2 separate regions of the Homo sapiens genome follow, and region 2 is linked to region 1. A link is a loop called in an ENCODE intact Hi-C map of the cell type or tissue named here. Cell type or tissue: prostate gland. All regions are shown on one strand.

The links. Hi-C counts contacts between places; a loop is a spot of excess contacts. Peaks named below come from ENCODE experiments on the same cell type or tissue, not always from the same donor. Only the 100,000 strongest peaks of a DNase experiment are listed, where the experiment ranks them.
Region 2: a loop joins it to region 1, with 8 times the contacts of the local background. A loop is called at or near these places in 13 of 110 quality-filtered maps.

What each region holds. Positions count from the first base shown.
Region 1 is chr19:14,755,410-14,763,409 of GRCh38, reverse strand. ADGRE2 (adhesion G protein-coupled receptor E2) reads left to right here. Exons shown (of 21, transcript NM_013447.4): 12 at 7,065-7,172; 13 at 7,533-7,756. Among named protein-coding and RNA genes, the nearest start is that of ADGRE2, 19 kb to the left of the region's middle. RefSeq lists enhancers at 3,648-4,173, 4,174-4,697. In prostate gland, no CTCF peak of the experiment used is centred here; a DNase peak (open chromatin) is centred at 4,354; H3K4me3 peaks cover 565 bases.
Region 2 is chr19:14,390,711-14,398,710 of GRCh38, reverse strand. ADGRE5 (adhesion G protein-coupled receptor E5) reads right to left here. Exons shown (of 20, transcript NM_078481.4): 4 at 7,632-7,787; 5 at 2,238-2,369; 6 at 1,488-1,634; 7 at 907-1,053; 8 at 776-822; 9 at 572-649. Among named protein-coding and RNA genes, the nearest start is that of ADGRE5, 13 kb to the right of the region's middle. RefSeq lists an enhancer at 1,076-2,275. In prostate gland, no CTCF peak of the experiment used is centred here; no DNase peak of the experiment used is centred here.

The DNA of each region.
Region 1 (8,000 bases):
GATCTCTAAGTATGATTTCTTTCTTGTTTGTTTTTGTTTGTTTTGTTTTGTTTTGTTTTGTTTTTTTGAGACAGAGTCTCACTCTGTCGCCCAGGCTGGAGAGCAGTGACGTGATCTCGGCTCACTGCAAGCTCCGCCTCCTGGGTTGACAGCATTCTCCTGTCTCAGCCTCCCGAGTAGCTGGGACTACAGGTGCCCGCCACCACGCCCAGCTAATTTTTTGTATTTTTAGTAGAGACGGGGTTGCACCGTGTTAGCCAGGATGGTCTCTCGATCTCCTGACCTTGTGCATAATCCACTTGCCTCGGCTTCCCAAAGTGCTGGGATTACAGGCGTGAGCCACCACGCCCGGCCTGCATAATAATTTTTAAAGCATGAAAATGCATATAGCATTAATTTTATTAAGATAAAATTCACATAACATCAAGTTCACCACTTTAAAGTGTCTGTTTCACGTGGGGCGTGCCTGTAATGCCAGGCGCTCACACCTGTAATCCTAGCACTTTGGGAGGCTGAAATGGGTGGATCACTTGAGGTCAGGAGTTCAAATCCAGCCTGGCCAACATAGTGAAACCCCATCTCTACTGAAAATACAAAAATTAGACAGGCGTGGTGGTGCACACCTGTAATCCTAGCTACTCAAGAGGCTGAGGCAGGAGAATCACTTGAGCTTGGGAGGCAGAGGTTGCAGTGAGCCAAGTTTGCACCACTGCACTCCAGACTACGTGAGACAGAGTGCCACTCCATCTCAAACAAAAAAATTAAAATTAAAAATAAAAATAAGAAAAAATTTTAAAAGCGTGTGTTTCGGTAGAATCTAGTATATTCAGAAAGTTATACAACCGTCACCTCTATTTCTAAAATGCTTGCATCAGCCCAAAAGTGAACACTGCACATGGTAAGCAACCACTCCTCATTCCTCCCTTCCTCCAACCCATGGCAGCCGCTAATCTGCTTTCTGTTTCCATGGATTTTCCTAATCAGGATATCTCACATAAATGGAATCATACAATATGTGACCATCTAGTCTAGCTCCTTTCACCTAGCATAATGGTTTTGAGGTTCATGCATGCCATAGCATTTATCAATATTTCATTCTTTTTCATGGCTGAATACTATTCTATTGTATGAATACATCACTTTTTTTTTTTTTATCCATCCATCCATTGATGGACATTTGGGTTGTTTCCACCTTTTGGCTGTTGACAAAAAGAGTCAAACTCTGTAAAATATTTGAAGAGATTTATTGTGAGCTAAATATGAATGTATGACTGACCATGGCCCGTGACACAGCCCTCAGGAGCCCCTGAGAACATATTCCCAAGTGAAGTGGTGTTGTTTTCTGGGGTAATACCTGAGGTTCATTGCCTCATGCCAAGAAAATTAAGGACACAGACACACACCAGGAGTGAGTTTATGAGTGGAGGTTTAATAGGCAAAAGAAAGAGAAAGGAGAACAACTCTCTCTCTTGTGAGAGAAAGGAATGCCCAAATGGGACTTCCCACCCATGCCAGAGGGCACCGGATTTTATAGACAGGCTTGAGGAGGCAGTGTCTAATTTACATAGGGCCCAAAGATTGGTTGGAACAGGTGTGACGTTTACATAAGGTGCAGGGAAGCTGGCTGCCCCACCCTAATCTTATTATGCAAATGGAGTCTTCGCCAGCTCCTTACTGTATACGTGGTTGGCAAAGAGATGGGAAGATGGAGCCGCCATTTTCAACATGCCTAGTCCCAGGTGGCCTTTTCCTATTGGCACAGCTGCCAGCATTCACCTGTGCAGGCTTCCAGCTTGCTTGCCTATGTCTGCAGCTCGATTTTACAGGCTGCTCTTTGTTAGAAAAAAAAAAAATGATATAGGGGCTGATTTTCATTAAAAGGAAAGACTTACCCAGGACTTCCTTACCCACACTCTCTGCCTAAATAATTCCTTTTTAACTTCTATATCACAAGGTAGTCGTGGTACAGCTTGTTGTGATTGTTGTTGTTGTTGTCTTCTGTTGGAGACAGAGTCTTGCTCTGTCAACCAGGCTGGAGTGCAGTGGTGCGATCCTGGCTCACTGTAGACTCCACCTCCCGGGTTCAAGCGATTCTCCTGCCTCAGCCTCCCAAGTAGCTGGGACTACAGGCGCCCGCCACCACGCCCGGCTAATTATTTTGTGTGTTTTCAGTAAAGACAGGGTTTCGCCATGTTAACCAGGATGGTCTTGATGTCCTGACCTCGTGATCCGCCTGCCTCGGCCTCCCAAAGTGCTGGGATTACAGGCGTGAGACACCACGCCTGCCCCCGCAACTTGGTTTTATACATTTTAGGGGGACATGAGACATCAATCAAATATGTTTAAGCTATACATTGGTTCAGTCCAGAAATGCAGGACAATTTGAAGTGGAGGTGTGGGGCGGGTGCTTCCAGATTATAGGTAGATTTAAGCTTTTCTGATTGGCAGTTGGTTGAAGGAGTTATTATCCATAGAAAAGAATGTCTGGAATACGATAAGGGGCTGTAAAGGCTGAAGTTGTATCATCCAGATGAACTCTTCAGGTATCAGGCTTCAGAGAGAATAGATGGTAAATGTTCCTTATTAAGCTTCAGGTCTGTGTTATGTTAAATGCTGGTCAGCTTTTCCTCAACTCCAAAAGGGAGGAGGGCATGACACATGTCAGACCCCCCACTTCCCACCATAGCCTGAACTAGTCTTTCCAGTTAAATTTAGAGTGCCCTGGCCAAAAAGGAAGTCCATTCAGATGGTTTTGAGGGGGGCGGGAGAGGACTTCGAATTTTTTTTTTTTGTTTAGATGGCTGGTGTGAATAGTGCTCTTATGAATATTAGTGGACACATTTTGGGTTGAATAACTGTCTTCAGTTCTTTGGGGTATATACTAAGGAGTGGAATTGCTGGGTGATATGGTAATTCTATGTTCAGCTTTTGGAGGAACCACCAAACTTTTTCCAAAGCAGCTGCATCATTCTAATTCCCCACCAGAAACATACACGGGTTATCCTCTCCACACCTTCAGCAAAACTTGTTACTTCCGTTTTCTTTTGTTCTGTTTTTAATTGCTTTTATTGATACATAAATCTTACATATTTATGGGTACATGTGATACTTTGTTGCTTGCCTAGAATGTGTAACGATCAAGTCAGGGTATCTCAGGTATCCACCACTTTGAGTACTTATCATTTGTATGTGTTGGGAACAATTGAAGTCCTCTTTTGTAACTACTTTGAAATACATCATACAGTCTTGTTAATTATAGTCACTCTGCTCTGCTGTCAAACAATAGAACTTGGGCCGGGCACGGTGGCTCACGCCTGTAATCCCAGCACTTTGGGAGGCCGAGGTGGGAGGATCACGAGGTCAGGAGATCGACACCATCCTGGCTAACAGGGTGAAACCCCATCTCTACTAAAAATACAAAAAATTAGCCAGGCGTGGTGGCGGGTGCCTGTAGTCCCAGCTACTCGGGAGACTGAGGCAGGAGAATGGCGTGAACCTGGGAGGCGAAGCTTGCAGTGAGCCAAGATGGTGCCACTGCACTCCAGCCTGGGTGACAGAGTGAGACTCCGTCTCAAAAAAAAAAAAAAAAAAAAATCTGCTTAATAAGCGGAGAGGTGGCTGGCTTGGTGGCTCACACCCGTAATCCTAGCACTTTGGGAGGTCAAGGCAGGCAGATCACCTGACATCAGGAGTTTGAGCCCAGCCTGGCCAATATGGTGAAACCCTGGCTATTAAAAATACAAAAATTAGCTGGGCTTAGTGACACGTGCCTGTAATCCCAGCTACCTGGGAAGCTGAGGCAGGAGATTCGCTGGAACCCAGGAGGCAGAGGCTGCAGTGAGCTGAGATCGTGCCACTGCACTCCAGCCTGGGTGACAGAGTGAGACTCCGTCTAAAAAAAAAAAATATATATATATATATGTATAACTTATACTTTTTGTCTAACTGTATGTCTCTACCTGTTAACTCACCTCTCTTCATCCCAGTGATACAGGAGTGAAAAAGAAATTATTTAGGCAGTTAGCAAGGGTCAGAGAGTCCTCAGTAAGGTTTCCCTTTTAATAAAAACCAGCCCCCAAATCATTTCTTTTCTAATAACGAGCAGCCTGAAAATTCGAGCTGCAGACATAGAAAAGCAAGCTGGAAGCTTGCACGGGTGAATGCCGGCAGCTGTGCCAATAGGAAAAGGTTACCTGGGGGCCCGACATGTTCAACGTGGGGGCTCCCTCTTCCTTTATCTTTGTCAACCACGTGTACAGTACAGAAGCAGGCAACGTGGAGCCAGCCAGGTAGAGAATCCATTTGCATAATAAAAGATTAGGCTGGGGCAGCCAGTTTCTTCATGCTGTATGTAAATGGCTCACCTGTTCAGACCAATCTTTAAGCCTTATGTAAATCGGACACCGCCTACCCAAGCTCATCTATAAAACTTCGTGCATTTCACCACGCAACCGGAAGACCCACTTGGGAGCCCCTGTCTCTCTGCAGGAGAGGGAGTTATTCTCTTTTTCCTTTTTTTTTTTTTGAGACGGAGTCGTGCTGTGTCCCGCAGACTGCAGTGCAGGGGCGCGATCTCGGCTCACTGCAAGCTCCGCCTCCCGGGGTCACGCCATTCTCCTGCCTCAGCCTCCGGAGTAGCTGGGACTACAGGCGCCCACCACCATGCCCAGCTAATTTTTTTGTATTTTTAGTAGAGACGGGGTTTCACCGTGTTATCCAGGTTGGTCTCGATCTCCTGACCTCGTGATCCTCCCGCCTCAGCCTCCCAAAGTGCTGGGATTACAGGCGTGAGCCACTGCGCCCAGCCAGAGCTATTCTTTTTTTCTTTCGCCTATTAAATCTCCACTCTTAAACTAACTTCTTATGTGTCCACATCCTCAATTTCCCTGGTGTGAAACAGTGAAACTTGGGTATTTACACCACTTCACTAGTGAGATGATACCTCATTGTGGTTTTGATTTGCCCTTCCCTGATAACTAATGATGTTTAACATCTTTTCATGTGTTTGCTCACCATTTGCATGTCATTTTTGGAGAAATGTCTATTCAAATCCTTTGCCTATTTTTAATTGTGCTGTTTGTCTTTTGGTTGTCCAGTTGTAAGCATTCTTTAAACATTCTGATAGTAGATCATCTGAGATGAATGATTTGCAAAATATTTTCTCCCGTTCTGTAGATTGTCTTTTCATTTTCTTGTCTTTTCACTTTAATGAATAGAAGTTTTAAATCTTGAAGACATTTATTTTATCTAATTTTTCTTTTGTTGCATGTGCAATTGGTGTCATATTTAAGAATTCATTGACAGGGGGTGGTGGCTCACGCCTGTAATCCCAGCACTTTGGAAGGCCAATGTGGGCGGATCACCTGAGGTCAGGAGTTTGAGACCAGCCTGGCCAACAAGGCGAAACCCTGTCCTTACTAAAAATAAAAATAAAAATAATTAACCAGATGTGTTGGCACATGACTGTAATCCTAGCTACTCAGGAGGCTGAGGCAGGAGAATTGCTTGAACCTGGGACACGGAGGTTGCAGTGAGCTGAGATTGTGCCACTACACTCCAGCCTGGATGACAGAGCAAGACTCTGTCCCAAAAATAAAAATAAAAAAAGAATTCATTACCGCATCCAAGACCAGGAAGATTTACCCCTGTTTCCTCCTAAGTGTTCTAGTTTTAGCTTCTAAGCTTAGGTCACTGGCTTATTTTGAGTTAATTTTTGTTTGTTGTGTGAGGGTAGGGTTAAAACTTCCTTATTTTCATGTTACTATCCAGTAATCCCAGCACTATTTGTTGAAGAGATTATTCTTTCCCCCATTGTATAGTCTTGGCACCCCTTGTTGAGAATCAACTGACCATAAGATGGATGGGTTTATTCCTGGACTCTCAATTCTATTCTGTTGTGTCCTTATGCCAGTATTACTGTCAGTTTGTAGTAAGTTTTGGAATCAGGTAGTGTGAATTCTCCAACCTTCTTGTTCTTCTTCAAGATTGTTTTTGGGTATTTGGATTCCTTACAACACCATATGAATTTTAAGATGAACTTTTCTTATTCTGCAAAGTAATAATAGGCTAAAATATTGATAGGGATTGCATTGAGTCTCTAGACCACTTTGGGGGAGTATTGTTATCTTAACAATAGAAAGTCTTCCAATCCATGAACATAGGCTGTCTTTCCATTTAGAGAGGGCCTTTTATTTCTTTCAAACACTTTTGTAGGCCAGAAGCAGTGGCTCACGCCCAATATTGTCAGAGGCCACCAAGGTGGGAGAATTGCTTGAGCCCAGGAGTTCAAGCCCAGCCTTGGAAATATACTGAAACATGATCTCCACAAAAAATTTAAAAATTAGCTGGCTGTGGTAGTGAGCACCTGTAGTGCCAGCTACTTGGGAGGCTGAGGTGGAAGGATTGGTTGAGCCCAGGAGACTGCAGTGAGCTATGATCATGCCACTGCACTCTAGCCTGACCAACAGGTGAGAATTTGTCTCAAAAAAAAAAAAATACTCAAAAAACTTTCCTATAAGTCTTGAGTCTCCTTCGTAAAATGTATTCCTAACATTTTTGCTGAAAATTTTTGCATCTATGTCCATAAGAAATATTGGTCTATAATTTTATTTTCTTGTGATGTCTTCATCTGGTTTTGTTATCAGAGCAATATTAGACTCATAAAATTACTTAAATAGTGTTTCCTCCTCTTCCATATTTTTAAAAAGGTAAAAGATTCATGTTCATTCTTTCTTAAGCTATTGGTAGAACTCACCAGTGAAGTCATCTGGTCTGGGCTGTTAGTTTTGAGAGGTTTTGATTACTGATTTAATCTGTTATAGGTCTGTTCAGATCTTCTATTTCTTCTTGAGTTGATTTCAGTGGTTTGTGTGTCACTAGGAATGTGTCCATTTCATCTAGGTTACCTACTTTGTAGATATACAGTTGCTCACACTATTCTCTTCCGATATTTTGTAACTTCAGACTATATATGTATATAGTATATATATTAAGTCATAGTATATCAACCACTGCAGGCACGATTCCTAACCTAACCCCCCTTATGTAATTCCCACAACTCATAGAATTGTCCCTGGAGGTGCAGAAGCAAGTAGACAGGAGTGTCACCTTGAGACAGAATCAGGCAGTGATGCAGCTCGACTGGAATCAGGCACAGAAATCTGGTGACCCAGGTAATGGCTGAGATGGGGAGGTGGTCAGTGAAGCTTCATGGTGGGAAAAGATGCCCAAGAATGTGAAAAATAAGAAATTTAAAGATTAAAGGGAAGTGTGGGATGTTTGGAGTGGGGCTGTAAGAGGAGAGTCCAGCTGAGGAGGAACGGACCTTGTTGGGGACCCTGAGATATTAACCGTGGCCTTGTCCTGCAGGATGTGATACACATAGAACTAAAGATTGAAGGAAAGTGTGGGAGGGGTGAAGCCAAAGGAAGGTAGCCCATCTGAGTAGAAAGTTCTGTGCAGGGCAGAGGAACTCTGGTGTGGACCCAGAGATTCAACCTACTCCAAGATTCAACCTTGGCCTCGCCCTGCAGGCCCTTCTGTGGTGGGCCTTGTCTCCATTCCAGGGATGGGCAAGTTGCTGGCTGAGGCCCCTCTGGTCCTGGAACCTGAGAAGCAGATGCTTCTGCATGAGACACACCAGGGCTTGCTGCAGGACGGCTCCCCCATCCTGCTCTCAGATGTGATCTCTGCCTTTCTGAGCAACAACGACACCCAAAACCTCAGCTCCCCAGTTACCTTCACCTTCTCCCACCGTGTGAGTGCTGGTGGAGTTGGTTGGTGGGTGAATAGTCTGAGTCCGGGCATAGCCTTGCTGCTCAGCTCAGCCCTGGGGCTCAGGGGTCTCTGTTATGGGTACATTATCTCCCCAGGAAAGTCAGTCCTTCCCAAGCCGGCTTTGGGTAAGCATTTCTGAGCATCCGACCCACCAGCTCACACCTGTGTTCTTTTTTTTATTGAGACAGAGTCTCGCTGTGTCAGCCAGGCTGGAGTGCAGTGGC
Region 2 (8,000 bases), 360 kb after region 1:
CAACTCCAGGCTCTTTTTTTTTTTTTTTTTTTTTTTGAGACAGAGTCTGGCTCTGTCGCCCAGGCTGCAGTGCAGCTGCACGACCTCGGCTCACTGCAAGCTCCACCTCCCAGGTTCACGTCATTGTCCTGCCTCAGCCTGCTGAGTAGCTGGGACTACAGGCACCCGCCACCACACCCAGCTAATTTTTTTTTTTGTATTGTTAGTAGAGACGGGGGTTTCACCATGTTAGCCAGAATGGTCTCGATCTCCTGACCGCGTGATCTGCCCACCTCGGCCTTCCAAAGTGCTGGGATTACAGGCGTGAGCCACCGTGCCCGGCCTCAACTCCAGGTTCTTAAGTGCTGCACTCTGTTGCCATTATACCTGGTGTGTGTGTGTGCATGCGTGTGTCTTCACGTGTCCGGGTGTGTATGTTTGTGCACATACTGTATGTGGTGTGTGTATGTTATGCGCATGTGTGTCTCTGACTAGAGGCCCCTGCTTGGGTTGGGCACTCTCTCTGGCCACATGGAAGCCTCCGCTAGCTGATTCTACACTGTCCTGGGGTCCCCCAGCATCCTGCCCTTACCTGGATGGTGACCTCGGCTGAGCTTGTCTTGGAGTCTCTGCCCAGGTCCTGGACTTTGTCGAAGAATCGGGAAAGCGTCTGCAGAGAGAGGAGATGTGGGGGTCAGAGAGCCTGGACGGCGGGTGGGAAGTTTAGAACAAGGAGACGGATGCAGTGCTGTGTGGATGGAGTTCCCGCCGCCTCGTCCCTGTGGGGGCCACTCACCTGGCTGTGGACTCCAGGGGGCGGGGTCCAGGTGGAGAAAGTCATATCTGTAGGGAACAAGACAAGCGGCTCATTAGGCCGCTTGTCAGTGTGTGTGCTGGGGGTGGGGAGCTTCTAGGGCCAGGTCATACCTTCACAGACAGTGTCCTTTTGGTTATTCGGGATTCCGTGTCTGGGCTTCCAGCCTGGGCGGCAGCGGCAGCTGTATGAACCCACGGTGTTGAAGCAGACGGTGGAGCTGTCACACTGATGCTGCCCGGAGCTGCACTCGTCCACATCTGAGGACAGGAAGAAGGGGGTCAGGTCCTGTCCCAGCCTGGAGAGGGTCCTGTCTCCTGTCTGTGCCCCCAGCTCATTCCTCCCGGCATTAGTGCCCCCCTTGGAGTGGTGGACGCTGGGTTATGGAAGCGTGGAGAGGCCTGGGCACAGCAGGTGGGCCCCGTGCAGATGAGCAGGTTATGAATATGGTGAAACGCCTTCCTCCCAGTGAGTCATCAGCTGTTGCCTGGGGTCCCCCTGAGCCTTCCCCCTCAGTACCCCAGCTCCTTCCGGAGGACCCTTGCTCTTTTCTCATCTAGCCTCAGAAGAATGAACGAACGCCTGGCACAGCCAGGTGCCTCCAGCGCTCATTCTGCTTGGTTTGTGTGGGCGCCGTTGAACATGTGATCAGATGTTTGTGGGTCGCTAGAAACGTGGGATCTGAGCTCTCGACCTTCACAGACGGTATTGTTTGGGCCATTGGGGGACCCCGGAATCGGTTGCCAGCCCGGGCGGCAGCGGCACTGATAGCTGCCCACGTTGTTGAGGCAGTGGGTGGAGCTGTGGCACGGGTTTTGTCCGGAGGTGCATTCATTCACATCTGAGGACAAAGCCAGAGGGTCAAACCCTGTCCCTGACCAGCCTGGGCCTGCCCTCCACTCACTGCACCCACTCCCCTATCTTTTCATTGCCTCAGACTGAAGACCATTATTGCACATGCCGCCACTTGGTGACCTTCAACTTCACCTTCAAAGCATCTTATGATGGTCTTCCTACCAGATGGGCACAGCAGGGACCATGGTCCCCAGTTTATAGGAGGTGAAACCAAAAGGGAAACTGAGTCATGGGAGCTAGATTTCCATGACTAAAAACTAAAAACTCTCATCTGCTCCCTCCCTGGTCATAGTGGAGATTCCCCTTCTTAGAACTGGAAGTGACACCTTCTTCCACTCGCACGTGACAGATGAGGAAGGGGTGAGGTCTGGGGGCCCACAAGGGCACTCCAGCCCTGAAGGCCCTGCCGCCTCCCTGCCGTGTGGCAGGACCTTCCTGGGAGGTGAATCCTTAGGCAGGGGCTTAGCAGGTCCTTGACCTTGTGGGAACCTGCGGATCTTCCCCCTCCTCCTCGGCTGCTTTGGAGGACGTGCCTCAGCTCCATCCCCAGCTCCCGTCCAGCCTCACGGCGTCTTCCTGGGGCCTCTACCTGTGCAGACCTTCGGATCCTCAGGTATGAACTTGAAGCCAGGCAGGCACTGGCAGGTATAGCTGCCAAGGGTGTTGACGCAGGTGCCGTAGCTTTTACAGAGCCTTGGGTTCTGCTGACATTCGTCCACATCTGCAAGAGGAAGGAGAGGGTGAAGGATGCCCGTAGCTGTGAGCAGCTTTCAGGGCTGAGGGTCCGCCATGTTTCCTGGCACGGAAGCATCTGGAAGGCACCACTGTCTCCTCCCTTTTCCAATCCACACAGAGGCATCCTATGGTGAGGGTGGTGGCTCAGTCCTTCTGTTGTCCAGATGTGGCTGGAAGCAGCCAAGTCCTCCCCTTCTCCTCTGCCTTCCTGGGCAGCTCCAAGCTGGGGTGTCCCAGCCATCTGTGTCCCAGCCTAAGGATTCCGGGCAAAGGCCAGGGTGGGGCCTTCCTGAGAACCAAATGCAGGGGACATGCCGTGCGCCTGGGCAGGACACGTCTTGGTTCCCAACGGTGGCCCTCGGCCTGACTCCCACAGAACGGCCGCTCGCTGGCCAAATTCTCAGCATCCTGGTGGCCCTAGCAGGATGCTGCTCTCCCATCCACACTAGCTCTGAGAGCCCAGCTTCATGGGCATGGACCAAGACCCCTCCCTAAGCCAGTGCCCCCGCGATGCAGGGCAATAGCAGGGGTGGGGAGAGTGCGGGATGATGTGGGACAGGCTAGGGCTGCCCGGACAGTGGGCACCAGGCTGGGGTGAACAGTGGGGGCTGATGTCCAGCCAGGCAGCCCCGAGTCTACAAAGATGCTTTTTTCTGATCCCCAGGAAAGGATCTATGGATATGGAAATAGCAGGATTTGGTGAGAATCCATATCTAAGCAGAACTGGCCGTGAGCGGGGGCCTGTGGCTAGAGAGGGCACAGGTGCCGATGGGTGAGGGGTGGCAGATGTATCTGTCCTCTCATCCCTTGTCATTCCACCAGGGACAGAGACCTGTGGGCCCTGCTGAATGGGGTTCAAGCTTCCATCTCTGTCCTTGAGTGGTCCAGACCAGGACTGACTACAGGAGAGGATCGGGCCTGGGACGATGGTCCCCAGTGATGCTGTCTCTTGCCGGCTAGTCCAGGCTGGAGCCGCCTCCTTCATCCAACCCTCTGAGTGCGTTTTTGTTTTTTTTTTTTTTTTTTGGAGACAGCGTCTCTCTCTGTTGCCCAGGCTGGAGTGCAATGATGTGATCTCAGCTCACTGCGACCTCTGCCTCCCGGGTTCAAGCGATTCCCCTGCCTCAGCCTCCTGAGTAGCTGGGATTACAGGTGCGTGCCACTGCGCCCGGCTAATTTTTGTATTTTTAGTACAGACAGGGTTGCACCATGTTGGTCAGGCTGCTCTCGAATTCCCGACCTCAAGTGATCCTTCCACCTTGGCCTCCCAAAGTGCTGGGATTCCAGGCATGAGTCACGGCACCCAGCCCTCTGAATCCATTTGTGGGGTCCACATCACGCTGCCCACACCTGGCCACAGCATCCTCCCAAGCTTTGGTCATTGACGGTGCGTTCAGGCCCAGGAATTACCAGGGTGGGTTAGGGTGGAGCCTTGGATGGGGAAATGGATGAGGGCTAAACGGCCAGAAAGGTGGTCGGGAGGCATCTTCTCCAAGCAAGGCTGCTGGCTGGAGACAGTTGTCCTGTCCTTGAGATTCCCTCCTCCTGAGTTTCTGGACAGGGTTTTGGGGTTCATTATGGTAGGTGTGGGTGTCAGAGGGGTTCCAGGTGTGGCTGAGCTCATGGGAGCCCCGGTGGCAGCAAGTCTCATCCTGGCAGTCCCCGGCGATGGCGGAGAGGATGGATACTGTACTGGAATGCGCCACCACACGCCATGTCATGAGCCCATGAAATATCCTGAGTGCCAGCCCCCTTTTGTTTTATGCAAATAAGATGCCAGATGGGCAGGGGGATGTTCCGAGCTTCCAAAGTGGCCTCCTGTGGAGTGTCCCGAGTCTCAGGGTTGGGACAAAGACGGGTGATCAGGGGTTTAGGATGGCCCTGAGATGCCTGGAGACAGGGGGGTGAGGAGTGGAGGGAGCCGCCCGAGGTCTCTGGCCTGGATGTCACAGGCCCCATGGGCTGTGACACTGGGTGCACGTGTCCTCAGGTGCAATAGCGAAGCCTGGAGTGCCTTGGGTTAAAGGGAGGGGCCCAGGCCCCTCTGAGCGTCTCACCTCTGGTCATAGGTCCTGCTCCAAACCAGCAGGCTGTTGGCTCCATCACCTGCTTTGATGTCCGTGGAGGTCCCTCTTATCACCTCAGCCCTGCTGTCCATGTCTCTGCCCAGCTGCCTGACTGAGTCCCCTTCTCTCAGCCCAGGCCTGTTTCTAACACAGCAACACACCTCCTTCATAACCACAACCACCATCCCATGCAGGGGGTTCATAGCAGTGGGTGGGCGGCACCCCTAGCCAGAGCACCCTGGGAGGAAACCATGATCACCAAGTACAGCTGTGCAGGTTGCTCACTGCACAGGTATTGGGCCAATGAGATGAGCAGGGGCTGAAAACCAGCCCACTTTTTGTTTGTCAAATGTATCCACCGGGAGAGGGGGATCTTTTTCCAGTTCACATGAAGACTCTGTCTCCTCTGGCCAAGTCACATGCATGTGGGGTAACATGATGTCCACTTGCAAGGGGGCCCTGGGGACTAGCAGTGTGGCGGACAGAAGCCTCCTTCTGGGCTCCACGCAGGTGTACGTCCCAGGTATATGCATCTCTGCCTTGTCCCCCAACCCACCTCCCTCTTTATCCCTCTGTGCTCTGCCTGAATGCAGGGCAGGAGGGGTGGGGCTGGGATCTGGGCTGCCGGCCCTTTCTTCTCTCTGTAGTCTTGAGTCTCATCACCTCCCACCTCTGCACCACTCCTCTTCCTGATCTCGGTACCCTGCACTAACTCCCTCTCTTTGAATGAGTCGCAGCTCCCAGCTGCCCACTGCTGGCTCCCATCTGCCCCTGTGAATCCTGGAAGCCCCTCCCCTGCCCAACCAGCTTCCCTGGAAAATAGGCAAAGCCTGGAGTCCCAGTTTCTCCCGGCCTGAGCTGTGGCCTCAAGCAAGACCATAGCAAAGGCTGTGGCCTCTGCGCAGGGGTAGAGCCTTGCAGCTGCTCTCTGATCTCGCACCCTACGGATACCCATCCTGGGGGCGCATCAGATCAGAATTACAATAAAATCCCCATTAGCCATTGCTGATAGAGTGCATTCTGCAAGCCAGGAGCTTTTAAGTGATTTTTTTTTTTTTTTTTAGATGGAGTCTCGCTCTGTTGCCCAGGCTGGAGTGTAGTGGCGCAATATCGGCTCACTGCAACCTCCGCCTCCCGGGTTCACGCCATTCTCCTGACTCAGCCTCCAGAGTAGCTGGGACTACAGATGCCGGCCACCATGCCTGGCTAATTTCTTGTGTTTTTAGTAGAGACGGGGTTTCACTGTGTTAGCCAGGATGGTCTTGATCTCCTGACCTCGTGATCCACCCGCCTCGGCCTCCCAAAGTGCTGGGATTACAGGCATGAGCCATCGCGCCTAGCCATTTTTTTTTTTTTTTTGAAATGGAGTCTCGCTCTGTCACCTAAGCTGGAGTGCAGTGCTGTCATCTCGGATCACTGCAACCTCTGCCTTTCAGGTTCAAGCGATTCTCGTGCTTTAGCCTCTTGAGTAGCTGGGATTACAGGCATGCACCACCACACCCAGCTAATTTTTGTATTTTTAGTAGACACAGGGTTTCGCCATGTTGGCCAGGCTGGTCTTGAACTCCTGACCTCAGATGATCCACCTGCCTCGGCCTCCCAGAGTACTAGCATTACAAGTGTGAGCCACTGTGCCCAGCCTGTTAAATACTTTTGTAGGTAAATGCCATTACTCCCCTTTTAGCAAGGTGAAAGTAACTTTAACCTTTTAACAAGGTGAAAGTAACCTGTCCAAGGTCTATATTTAACAAAAGTCAAAGCTACTTTTGTTTTTATCTTTAAAAGATAAGGACTCAGCCTGGGCATGGTGGCTCACGCCTGTAATCCCAGCTACTTGGGAGGCTGAGGCATGAGAATCACTTGAACCCAGGAGGCGGAGGTTGCAGTGAGCCGAGATCACACTACTGCCCTCCAGCCTGGGTGACAGAGTGAGACTCTGTCTCAAAAACAAACAAACAAAACAAATAAAAGATAAGGACTCTTTCTTCCCCTTGTCTATATTTTTGTTTTTGTAGAGATGGGGTCTTGAAATGTTACCCAGGCTGGTCTTGAACTCCCAGACTCAAGTGAAGTGATCCTCCCACCTTGGCCTCCCAAAGTGTTGGGATTACAGGCATGAGCCATGGCACCCAACCTATCTTTTTTTTTTTTTTTTTTTCAGACAGAGTCTCACTCTGTCACCCAGGCTGGAGTGCAGTGGCGCGATCTTGGCTCACTGCAACCTCTGCCTCCTGAGTTCAAGCGATTCTCCTGCCTCAGCCTCTGGAGTAGCTGGTAGCTGGGATTACAGGCGCGTGCCACCATGTCTGGCTAATTTTTGTATTTTTAGTAGAGACGGGGGTTTCATCATGTTGGTCAGGCTGGTCTCAAACTCCTGACGTTGTGATCCACCCACCTCGGCCTCCCAAAGTGTTGGGATTACAGGTGTGAGCCACTGCGCCCGGCCAGTTCTTTTTTCATTTAATGTTTTTAATTTTTTAAAATCCTGCCTCCAAGAAAGCTTTGGTTTGATTTTTTCTTTTTTAGAGACAGGATCTTGCTCTGTCACTCAGGCTGGAGTGCAGGGGCTTGATCATGGCTCACTGCAGCCTTGACCTCCCAGCCTGAAGCAATCATCCCACCTCAGCCTCCTGAGTAGCTGGGACTACAGGCGCAGGCCTCTATGCCTGGCTAATTAATTTTTTTTTTTTTGGTATTTTTTGTAGAGATGGGGTTTCACCCGCTTGCTCATGCTGGTCTCGAACCCCTGGGCTCAAACAATCTACCTGCCTTCGCCTCCCCTTTTATAGGGGTGGGGTCTTGCTATGTTGCTATGGGCTGGTCTTGAACTCCTGGCCTCAAGAGATCCTCCCGCCTCAGCCTCCCAAAGCACTGGAATTACAAGCATGATAACGTTATCACATCTCACATGTGGACAGCGGTTTCTGAATAAGTATCCTGGCCAACGTCATACACTTGGTTATCAGGATTTGGCCCAGGCAGCTGGTCCCAGAGTCAGCCCTTAATCCTCACATCACTCTGCCTCTCTGGGGTGGTGGGGTAGGTACATGTGCACCTGTCCCATCTCAGACGCCAGGCACTGACCCTACAACCAAGGCCCTGCTCTCTGGATGCTGCCAGAATGGCTCTGGTGACCCCAAACCTCATGGATGGAAAGTCAGAGGACGTGGGGTGGTTCTTACCTTGACAGGTGTTCTCGCTCTCATTCTTGAATGTTTTTGCCCCAGAAACAGGCTCATATCCCGGGCTGCACACGCAGTCGTAGCTCCCCTCTGTGTTCCAGCAGTCCGAGAATTTTCCGCATGACACTTTCGACGGTGTTGCACACTCGTTGATGTCTGGAACACAACAGGACAGGGAGTCACCTCCCAAAGATGTGAGTTCTGTCAGGGCAGAGACCCCCATCCTGACTCCCCAACATGGGGCCTGCTGCTTAGTATCTTTTGGAAAAAATCTTAAGTTGCACTGCACAGGCTATGCTGCAGCTGGAGCAAGCCATTCCTGAAGACCACACTTGATCTTAGTTCTCTGGCTGGCATCTTAGATTTGGA